2 separate regions of the Homo sapiens genome follow, and region 1 is linked to region 2. A link is a loop called in an ENCODE intact Hi-C map of the cell type or tissue named here. Cell type or tissue: CD14-positive monocyte. All regions are shown on one strand. Each heading gives the region's core, and the rest is flanking DNA. Links, peaks and the distances in the headings are about the cores only.

What was found. Peaks named below come from ENCODE experiments on the same cell type or tissue, not always from the same donor. Only the 100,000 strongest peaks of a DNase experiment are listed, where the experiment ranks them.
Region 1: a loop joins it to region 2, with 2.8 times the contacts of the local background. A loop is called at or near these places in 5 of 110 quality-filtered maps.

The regions. Positions count from the first base shown.
Region 1 is chr3:57,076,315-57,081,688 of GRCh38, reverse strand. It overlaps a transcript of ARHGEF3 not described here. Among named protein-coding and RNA genes, the nearest start is that of SPATA12, 18 kb to the right of the region's middle. RefSeq lists silencers at 2,337-2,406, 2,887-3,026. In CD14-positive monocyte, for the core only: CTCF peaks have their summits at 2,669 and 2,868; a DNase peak (open chromatin) is centred at 3,098; H3K4me3 peaks cover 1,886 bases; H3K27me3 peaks cover 4,550 bases.
Region 2 is chr3:56,680,513-56,685,845 of GRCh38, reverse strand. It overlaps TASOR (transcription activation suppressor), which reads left to right and starts at 2,581. Exons shown (of 24, transcript NM_001365635.2): 1 at 2,581-3,170. The coding sequence starts at 2,840. RefSeq lists a silencer at 2,449-2,748 and enhancers at 2,889-3,058, 3,479-3,598, 2,806-3,750. In CD14-positive monocyte, for the core only: no CTCF peak of the experiment used is centred there; DNase peaks (open chromatin) are centred at 2,545, 2,915 and 3,355; H3K4me3 peaks cover 2,732 bases; H3K27ac peaks cover 2,507 bases.

The DNA.
Region 1 (5,374 bases), core at 64-5,063, 400 kb before region 2:
CCATCAGAGGCTTCTGGAGTCTTCACCAGTTTCCAAACTTTGTGGATAGACATCCACATTTCCTGCCTATCTTCTCTCTCACCCCATAAAGGACTGTCTTTGGGTGTATCACCTCTCCCCCCACAGACTCTCAGTCTGAGTCTAGGAACGAAGTCCTCCCCAACCCTAAGCCCACCTCAGGGCCAAGCACAGCATGGATAGGAGAGGGTGGGAGAGCTGCACATAGAAACCTTGTGGGTTAAATTGCTGTGTTGCTAATCTAAATATCCTACTTGCAGATGTGTCCTGCTTTCCGGAAATCCTGAATTATAAAACAGAGGAAGTCAAGGCATTTGCCTTTAGTAATAATAAAAAGGCACATTGCCTTTGGCTGTATATAGGAGACTCACTTGCCACATCATCTTTCACTCAGCAGCCAGTGTGATGTCTTCAAACTGTAGCTCACATCCCATCATGTCTCTGTCTGAACCTTTCGGTGGACAAGGTCTAATGTCTCACTTTGTCCATCAAGGCCCCTCCAGCCTCTTTCTCCCCTTACCTCCCCCGTCCATGGACTTCCAGCAGTGTGACCTGTGCTCTGCCTGGGCCAGTACTTCTTCCAGGTGTCTGTCACCACATCCTGATCCCTTGCTGCCTGGTGAGGGGTCAGTCGACTATCTCCCTCATCAGCTCATAAGCTCCATAAGGTCAGGGATAGTGTCTATCTTGGTATCCAGTCACTACTGTCCCCAGAGCCTAGCACAGTGTGTGGCATGTAGTAGATGCTCAAATAATTGTTAAATTGAATCTCATGCAAAGAAAACTTTTCTCTTTGACAAGCTTGCCTGGGTAGAACACCAGGTGTTGGCTGGCGGATCTGAAGGGACTGCTGGGCTCAGATGAGGGAGCAGGCTCTTCAGAGAGAGGAGAAGCCCTTTGCTTAGTAAATGTAATTACTTGATAAACACGCCTGGTTGTCGTAGGGATCTTCTGCTTTAGGGAGGAAGGAGAATGACAAAAGGGTTCTTGGGGAAAAGGTTGAGGACTAGGGGTCTGGACACAGGAGTTGTCCTTGGAAACGGAGTACTGGAGAGAGTGTGTTCCCTGAATAGGAAACTGGTGGGTCATAACGCATTGAGTCTGGGGTCAAGGAACCCCCAGAAGCTGTAGTGGGATGAAGTTGCAGCTGTTGGAACAGAAGTTGGTTTGCTCAAGATGCCCAGTTTCTGGCCCAAAAGGTGGGCTGCAGGCCAGGAAGAGGCCACCCAGCACTGCAAGGCTGAGCACTTGCAACAGAAGGCAGAGGTTGCTGTGAAGTAAGTCTGGAAGATCTGCATCCCAGCTGCTGCTGTCACTACAGGTGGTCTCCCAGGGAGCTCTCAACCCTCACACCCTTCCTGCACCTGCGCAAGAGTCTTAGTACTTTGGGCTGATGCTCTTTCCTCTGTAAACAGGGGCCAGACTGTGATCCTCTGGCTCTGGGGGCTGGCTTCACCTTGCTAAGCTTCGATTTCTTCATTTGAGAAGCGGGCCCGCACAGGCCCTCCACCTTAAAGGCTGTCGTTAATGTTAACTTCGATCAAGCACCTAAAATGCACCGCTGGCACATGGGGGGAACCGATGAATTTTTTATTTTTAGCATCAGAGTTTACACTTTCTTGAGCCCAGTAACTACAGTCTGGGGCATTCTTTATTTCTGATTTTAAGAGGTGGTGAAGACCGTAGGCGTTCATCTGTTGAATGAATGAATGCCTGCAGAAACTCGCTTTATTTAGAGTCCCATATTTATTTCCGTATGCACGACCCAGGCCCCTCACTTTCAGGCTCTGCGTCCACCTACAGGCCGGCGATTCCTGAGAGCTTGCTGGGCGCCGGGGTTCACGCAGCTCCAGGCTCGTCCTCATTCTCACCTCCACCGTGGAGGAAAGTGAGGCTTGGGCAAGATCTGACACACCCAAGATCAGCCCAGCGGTGGGGGTGGGGGCGCCGCGTGCAGGCTCTGGCCCTGGACCGCTAGGGTAGCCCCTACCACCCCGGCACGAGAGTCCACTCCCACTCGGGTACCTGGCCCTTGACCCGCCCTCGGGGTTTCCGCGGCGCGTTCTCTGGCGGGACAGTGGGAGCGAGGGGCAGGGCTGTTTACCCCTCCTCCGACTCGGTCAATTCTCTCCGCCTGAGTCTGATTTAGGTGGCGGCGGGGGAGGGATGTCCTGGGGCCTCCGCTCTCCTCTTTCTAGCCTCCCTGTAGACCTAGGCCGTGCATGGGGAGCTGGGGTGTCGAGCGGTGGCCGGGCGTGGCCACGTCCAAGTCCTGCGTCGCCCGGCTCCGGCGCCCGCGGGGGTCCCCGGCCCGCCTCCCGCCCACGTGGCCGGCCCGGCCTCCCCGCCCCCGGCCCCGCCCAGCCCAGGGGAGCCGCCGCCGCAGCCGCCGCCGCCGCGGTGAGTTTTCCAGCCTGGAGAGGCCGAACCAGCGCGGGGGTCGAGGTGAGTGCGGGAAGCAGTCGGGAAACCCGCTCCCGCGCTAGACCCTCCCCGGCTAGACACCCCTTTGGCGGGACACCCCCGCTAGGTCTCCCGGAGTGAGACCGTCTTCCGGTCTAGTCCCTCCTTTGCCCTGGTCCCCGAGCTGGACCCCCACTCCCACCTCCGAGTTACCCTGCTAGGTCTCGGCGTCCCCGGCGGGCCCTGAGCGCTCCCTGGTCTGGGGTATGCCCAGCGCACGGGGGCGCACTGGGCGCAGCGCAGGTGGGCAGTGCCACCGCCAGCCTCGACTAGCCGTCGCTCCTGCTGGGGACCCTGACTCTGTTCCCCGGGTAGCCCCTTGAGCGAAAATTCCCGGAGCCACTTCCGGGGAGGGAGGTGCCACCTGTCCTGGGACGCGCCCCTTTCGCTCAACTTTCTTCTCCAGCCCCGCGGGGCACCCGCAGGTCAGCGTCGCGTCGGGCGCTGCTGGTGGCGGCTCACAGGGCCGCGGGTCACTTCGCGGCGGGGGAGCCGGGCTCAGGGCGCTCCGGGCGGCGGGCGCCGTCCCAGCCTGCCTGAGGCCCTTGTCCCGGCGGCTGCATCTTGTAAACCGAGCAGCCAGAAAATCCCGAGATAGGACACCAGGGTGGAGGACGCCAAGGGGTTAAGGTCAGCGTGGGTGCCTCGCAGCCAGAGACGGGTGAGCGTTTTCTGAGGCTGGAAGCTGATTGAGCCGAGTGGAAACGGGTTCCCTTGGGCTTTGCGGTGGTGGAGAGCTGCTCTTGCACTATCAGCAGCCCCATCACGGGCTTGAATGTTGCGGAAACAGAGCGCCTTGTTCTTAGAGGACTCGGCTTGCTGGATTTATTGCCTGGCCCAGGCTTGCTTCCCGCACTGGGCGAGGACGCGAGAACTGCCAGACGGTAGTTGCCCTGAATGTACCGGTAGAAACTTATTTTTAAGCGTTCCATGCACTACCCAGGTATAACCACTTTCTTCCCTGGGGTGTGGAGAAGGGGAGCTTTGCTAGGTCTTTGTCTTAGCTGTGTAGTCCTAGGCAAGTTACTTCGCTTACCTATGCCTCAGTTTTCTCATCTGTAAAGTGGGGATGATAACAGTACAAACCTTAAAGAGTTGTATAGGGATAAAGTGCTTAAAATACTGACTGGGGCAGGGTAAATCCTCTGTGTTAGCTGCTCTTGTGATTATTATCACTGACATCTAACAGCGCGTGCACAGCCCTAGCTTCTCAATGAGGTGGGTGTGCAGGCAGTTGCTCCTTCCCCTTATTCTGGTAAGGAGCTGGTGGTGCTTACACAGTAGCCATGGTGTTCCCTTCCGCACTGGGAAATTTGAGCTTTGCTGTAACACCTCCTATGGCTAACTAGCCTTGTGCAAAGTATATCTCAGAATGTGGGATTAGAGATGAACTTTGTCAAGGACACTGTTGGGAAATGGGGTCTTGGACCTTCTCTGGAAGCTCTGGGGTGTGATTGAATGTTTGCCTCTTGGTTGGGGGGAGGGTGGGTAGATTTCACTTGATTCTTTTAAGCCTTGGGTCTCCTGACAGTCTGACATTGTCTAGTCTCTGTGAGTGTGGGAGTCTATTTAAGGGTCCAGGGACCTGATCTTGTCACCTTCTCCCACATTCATTCATTTCTAGCAGATTGCCCCCTCCATCTGTAGAGTTTTCCTGGTCTGCACCCATTTGGTATCTTTCTTCTTGGCAATTTAGTTTCTGTCTTCTGAATCTCCACAGATAAGAGCTCTGAACCTGGAGCCCCACTGAACGTCCTGAAATCTACACGAGGCACTTGAAGCACAGTTATTTTTCCAGAGGTTTCCCCTTACATTGTATTTTCCATGAGGCCTGTGCCCCAGAAAAGTGGACTCTGAACTTCTGGTAGGAAAGTGGAGGTTCTTGCCCCGTTACATCTCAATTCCCTACAAACTGGGGGCTGCCCTTTGTGCCCCCTCCCAGAACACACTTTTCAGTGGGCAATACAGGTCAGCCTTGACTTGGTCAATTAGGGGAAAGAGAGGCAGGCTGTGAGGTTAGGGACTGTTGGCCTGTGGTGAGACCTTTAGGCTGGGATGCAATTCATGAACATTTGAGTTCAAGTTTTCAGAAGACTTCTCAGGGCCTTTGCACACGCTGTTCCCTCAACCTAGCATCACTTCTTCCATGCCAGGCACTTTCTTGCCATTTTGCTCAGATGTCTCCCCTGTACAGATGGTTTTTCTGACCACTCTGTCCAAAGCAGCCCCTCCCCCATTAGTTTCTATCACACTCTTTCTTGTATTTTATTCATAGAGCTTGCCCGGGATGATCTTATTCATACATTGATTTATAGGTTTATTGTGTGCATCCACCAAGGAGAATGTAGGATTCAAGAGGACAGAGGTGTGTTGTCCTGTTGACTACTGACTCCTGCTCCATGGCATACAGCGGGTGCACAATAACTGTCCTGAGTGAATGAACACCCATTGACTGAAGTGAGGTGAGTCTAGAGAGTAGTGAAATGCAAAGGAACTGGTTGCTTGTCAGGAGCTCAGGGTTGAAAGTGACCATTAATGTAGCATACTTTCACCTCCAGATTAAATCACCTCTGCAACACCTCTTCCTAGTTACTGTTTAACCTAAGCTTGAATCCTCTAGGCACAGGGAACTTGTCATCTCCTGCAATAGCCTGTTCCACTGGAGGAGAGGGGACAGAGAACCATTGGAGGAGAGGGGGCAGAGAACCAGATGTAGTCCCTGTACCACACTGTTGAGGACGAGATGTGGCCTCCTGCATGCTATCATTCTAGTCCTTATGGTCTGCTTCGTGTTCTGACTATCCTGCATTCATCAATATCCATCTCTAAAGTTCTCTGCCATAACTAAGGTCCCTGAGCCCCTGACCAGAACTTAGTATGCTGCCCAGTCATG
Region 2 (5,333 bases), core at 334-5,333:
ATAGAGACAGAGTCTCACCATATGGTGAAGGCTGGTCTTGAACTCCTAGGCTCAAGTGATCCTCCAGCCTTGGCTCCCAAAGTGCTGGATTATAGGTGTCAGCCACCACACCCAGCTACATTTCATTAAAGTTTTTTTTTTTTTTAATAAATGTTGATTTGGAATGGGAAGCAATTTTTATCTTCACAAAATTTAAGATTCAACCTCTGTGGAGGGCTAATGGTTCTGTCTAGCCTTAGTTTTAGGTACTCTTTACTAACAACCTGTGATTGCTTTATGCATAGCCTACGAGCTTACAAGTAGAGTTGCCTTTTCTTGAGTGGATAAGTGGTGGCATTAGCATGCAATTAGTTGTTTTTGTTTGTTTGTTTTTAATAGAGACAGGGTCTCACTTATTGCCCAGTCTGGGCTTGAACTCCTGGGCTCAAGTGATTCTCTTGCCTCCACCTCCCGAAGTAGGATTTTGACGTGAGCCACACCTGGCTACAATTCTTATTTTTGAATTTGATAAAAATGAGCTTTTAGGGATGCCTTCAATGAATCAACAAAAAAGAAAGTTACCAATTTGGGACTGCAATGTGAGTTTCTGATCTTCTGTACTCTCTTTTAAATCAAGTAAAGCCCTTCCCCCAACTAAAAAACTTTTTCTTAAAATAATGTATTTTTCCCTCAACCTAGACCTCAGTTTTTCATTTAAACATATTTTAAAATGTGTGTGTGTGTTTTGAGACAAAGTCTCAGCCCAGGGTGGAGTGCAATGGTGCCATCTCAGGTCAGTGCAACCTCTGCCTCCCGGGTTCAAGCAATTCTCAAGCCTCAGCCTCCTGAGTAGCTGGGATTACAGGCATGTGCTACCATGCCCGGCTAATTTTTGTATTTTTAGTAGAGATGGGGTTTCACCATGTTGGCCAGACTGGTCTCCAACCCCTGACCTCAGGTGATCTGCCCGCCTCGGCCTCCCAAAATGCTGGGATTATGGGCGTGAGCCACTGCGCCTGGCCTAAAATGTGTTTTTAAACTATTTACTAATAATGGATTTACACTCTCTTTCGTATGATTTACTAAATTGTTTCGAATAGGTTGGGCAATTCATGATTTTTTTTTAATATCAGCTGTTAAACAGTGGTAATGTTTATTAGAGGACAAAAGAATCCAACTTTCGTGTTGCCCTTAGGAATGCTCTTTAAGCCTGGGGCTTTATTATGATGATAATTTGGTCTGTAAACTCCTTGGGAGACAGTTTGAGACTAGAGATCTGGGTCTCAAACCTGATCCTGCTGCTTGGCGACCCTCAACAAAATGTCAGCCCTCTGTTGCTTCGTCCATAAAATGAATAAAAGTGCACAGCTGCTGTGAAAATTAGGTCTTAGAGAAGCAGTCAGTGCAGTGCTTAAGTACTTACTCGGAGAGTTAAATAGACCCGGTTTCAAATCTTCGGTTACCATAATTTGTCCAGTGTCTTGCAACGCTTCTTTCAAATTCTGCAAACTAGTATCTACCTCATGTCTGTTGCTGTGAGGATTAAATGGAGACAATGCACGTAAATCACTTGTCCAGTCCGTGTCTAGCACGTAGAAAGCACTCAGTAAATATTGGCTGTACTCACGATAACCCGTGATAGTTTATACTGATAAGGTAGAAACCACTATGTAAAGGGCTCTTAACTATGAAGTTGTTCCCTTTATGGGAGAGCGACGACCTGCTGTGTATTTTTTAATGTGACCGCAAGTTTATTTTTTCTTTAATATACATTTACTATAGGAAAACGTTGATGAACGTTCCAGTGGAAGAAACAGTGGAGTTAGAGGTTTATCAGTGGCCAGATTTTTAACAGAAGTAACCATAGAAAGGGAACAAATGGAGGCCAGGTGCGGTCTCCATGGCGTGTGGTGGGGGGGGGTGCGACTAAAGGAAAAAAATGGGAAAAGTTAACAGCCTCCTCCCCTCAAACTCCCCAGAACCAAATCCTGTTAACACTAGGTTGTTAAGTCCCATCAGAGGATCTCAGGTGAAAGTGCTTGCTGGAGCTGTGACACTGGGTCACACTCTCTGAGATAAAAGAGAAGGCCGGGTGCGAGTAATCTATCATAAAGATACAAGATCCGGTGAGAATAGCAGGTCGCAAAGGCTGTCGAGGCTTTTAGGCTATTACCGCCTAGCCCATTCTTTTATCTCCTCTCCAGGTTTTTGTACACATGCAAATAGTTCATAAAACCGAGATCGTCCCGCATCCACTGCTCTGAAGCCCGTTTGGGCCGAGATAACTCGTGCGCAGAGGAAGGGTTTTGCCCACAAATGGGCGACGCCTGCGCTCCGGAGAAGAGGCCAAGCTAGTCTCCCTCGCCTGCAGCGCGGCGGGGGAATCCCCGGGAACCCGAAGATCGCCAGGGGCCCACGCATTCCGCAGGCCACGGCTGCGGCGTCGAGGTCCTCGCGGGGCGTTGCGGTCGCCCCTTTTGGCGGGCTCGGGCGCCCCGAAACTCCGCCCCCCGGCGCGGTATTTCCGCACTCGCGCAGGCGGGTGCCGCGCTCCCATTGGTGGAGTGGCCCGCGGTGGCCCCGCCCCCTCCCGGCCCCGACGCGCGCACGTTGAGTGGCGGGGGAAGGCAGAAGAACTGCCCGAGGGAGGAGCGGCTCCGAGGACCGGGCAGCGCATTTGGGGTGCCCGCTACAGGGCCCCCCAAGAGGCTGCCAGGTCGGGAGCGCAGCCTGAGGCCACGGGGGGAAGGGGGTGGGTGGGCTGAGAGCAGCTCGGCGGCGAGACTGGCCCGCCGCCCCTTCCCCCCACACCCGTCGACCTTGTGGGCAGAAGCTTCCCAGAGCTCCTTAGGCCGGCGCGATGGCGACTGCTGTGGAGACGGAGGCCTGTCAGCCGACGGATGCGAGTTGGGAAAGTGGCGGCGGCGGAGACGACGAGATGAAGCAGGCGCTTCCGGAGCTTGAGTCCTCCCAACAAAATGGCGGCGGCGGCGGCCTCAACATCGCTGAGCCCAGCGGCGGCGCTGGGCGTGAGGAGAACGCGGGGGCCGAGGCCGCCCAGAGCCTCAGCCACGAGCAGCCTCAGGACTCCTCTGAGGCGGGCGCGGCCGCCCTGCCCAGAGGCCCCGAAGAGCCCGAAAGGCCTGTTAGGAGGAGTTTTCAGATCCCCAGGAAGAGCAGAGAAAAGAAAGGTGGTGCCTCCCCTTCTTCTCAACCCCCTCTCTCTCTCCCCTCCATCTTTTCATTAGAATCTTTCTATCTCCTCTTCCCACACCCATCCGAGATACGTAAACACGCATGCAGCGCCGGCCGCCTCTCCCCTCACCGCCACGGCCGCCCAGCTGCCGCGTTTGGTGCGAGAGAAAGCGGTGGAACCACGCTCCCCTGCTGCCCCTCCCCGCGGAAGTTGGAAGTAGCTCAGGTTTGAAGCTTGTCCGTAAGGCTGCAGCTCCCAGAGAGGAAAGATGGTGCTCGGCGCCCCTCCCTCCCAGCCCCTGAAAGCAGAGAAGCCGTTGTGTCCTCCTAAGGATGCTTCTGAGAAGTCTCGCTATGGAAATAGCCCGTGGCCATGGATTCTGGGGCTTTCTCCAAGGCCATTGCCAATGTTCTGAGGACCATGAGTGCTTCTCCCCGTGGAAATTCTTCAGTTCTGTGTGTCTACTTGAAATGTGCTTGATGTCAGCGTCCTCCCTTATTTAGAAATCTCTATTAGTAGATGTGATCCATGCACACTGCTGTTTTCCATCACACTTCATTTCCATGTAGATTTTTCCCCCTTGTTTTTGAAGCGTTAGATTAAATAGGTTTTTCTCTCTTTAAATTCGAACTTAGTATTGTTTTTCTTATATTTGAAAAGAATGGAAAGGTAGGTTCTTGGAGCAGTAATTTCCCAATGGAAAAAAACTAATGAGAAGTTACCTTATTCTCAAGAGTCACCAACTTGGTCTTCTAGATGGTAGAACTTCAGGTTAAAAAAAAGTCCAGTCTTAGTTTTTGGAACCCATATGGAAACAGTTACATTAATTACTTGTACTTTTAAAAAATCTTAATGCCATATTGTTAATATGGAGTCAGAATTCCTAATGGAGGTCAAAATTAGTATCGTTTTTTGTTATTGGGGTATTATTTTTTAACTATCCAGTAAATTTTGGATATTCTGAATTTAGACAACTTCCTTTTTGCCCTACTGTATGGTTAGGTTTTCATTATTTACTTTGGAAAAAAATAGGATTTGTTTTTTTCCCGTATCTTTTCCATCCATCTGGTACAGAGTCTTGGCTGTAGCATTATACTGACTTTCCATAAGCATCACCAGTTCCATTTGCACTACTGGAATTGTTTGAGCCTTTTATTGGAAAAATACAAATAAAGTTCATTTGTTTGGATGGCAAAGCCAAGAAAATACTTGGTGTGAGAAACCATGTTGACAAAGATGAAGTTAACCTTTGGAAATTAGCATGAGGAATGTTTCTAGAAATATCTTTTGAGTTAATGTAATTTTAGGGTTCAGAAAGATACTTTTAAAGGTCAAAACTCAGTTCTTTTCGTGTATTTAGTTAAAATTTGAGATGTATGATTATAGTCTGTATGAGAAAAGTTCCCAGTGTAATCAATTGGTAGAGAATAGGTAGGAAGTACATTCAAATGGGCTCTGGTTATGAGGTAGGAGGTGGAACTATTTTTTTTCTTCACAGCTTGATAAAAGCCGTTTGAAATCTATTTTTAAGGTTTAAGTGCCTAAGAATATGGACAAACCGTGATTTTTTTTTTTTTTTTTTTACTGTTTGTTAGGACCAGAAGATTGGCCTAGAAACTCTTCAAAATTTAGTTTGAAATGTGGGAAGGCAGTAGGAACTGGAAAGGCACTGTGTTTGTGTGTTTTTTTAAAATTAGATAAAATCCAGAGATTGTTGTAAAATAGACTTCAGCTGAACACACTAAAAGTGGAAATAATTGAGGGATTAGGAAATATAAATCTAGCTGTTGTCCCCCATAGTCTTGTACCTCTTGGGTAAAACTTGTATTTTCCATTTTTACTTACAGACAAAAGTTGGGAGGAAAATATATCGCAGTGGACTTTGTCATGATTAGTGAAAATGAGCAATTTTTAACTTGTGTAATTATTTATACCCTGAACACCAGCTGTTCAAATAGTAAAATAGCGATTTAAATAGAACTTTAAAAAATTAAATAAGCAGCTATTTTACCACCATGAATTTTATCTTGTTCAAGCTGAGAGAAGTTAGTGGTTGCTGATAGAATTTAATACATAAATTCAACTTTATTAAAAAAATTCAAAAACAGTGCAGGTTCTGTTGCATTCATATTTTAATATGGTAGACCTTTTCTTGTGA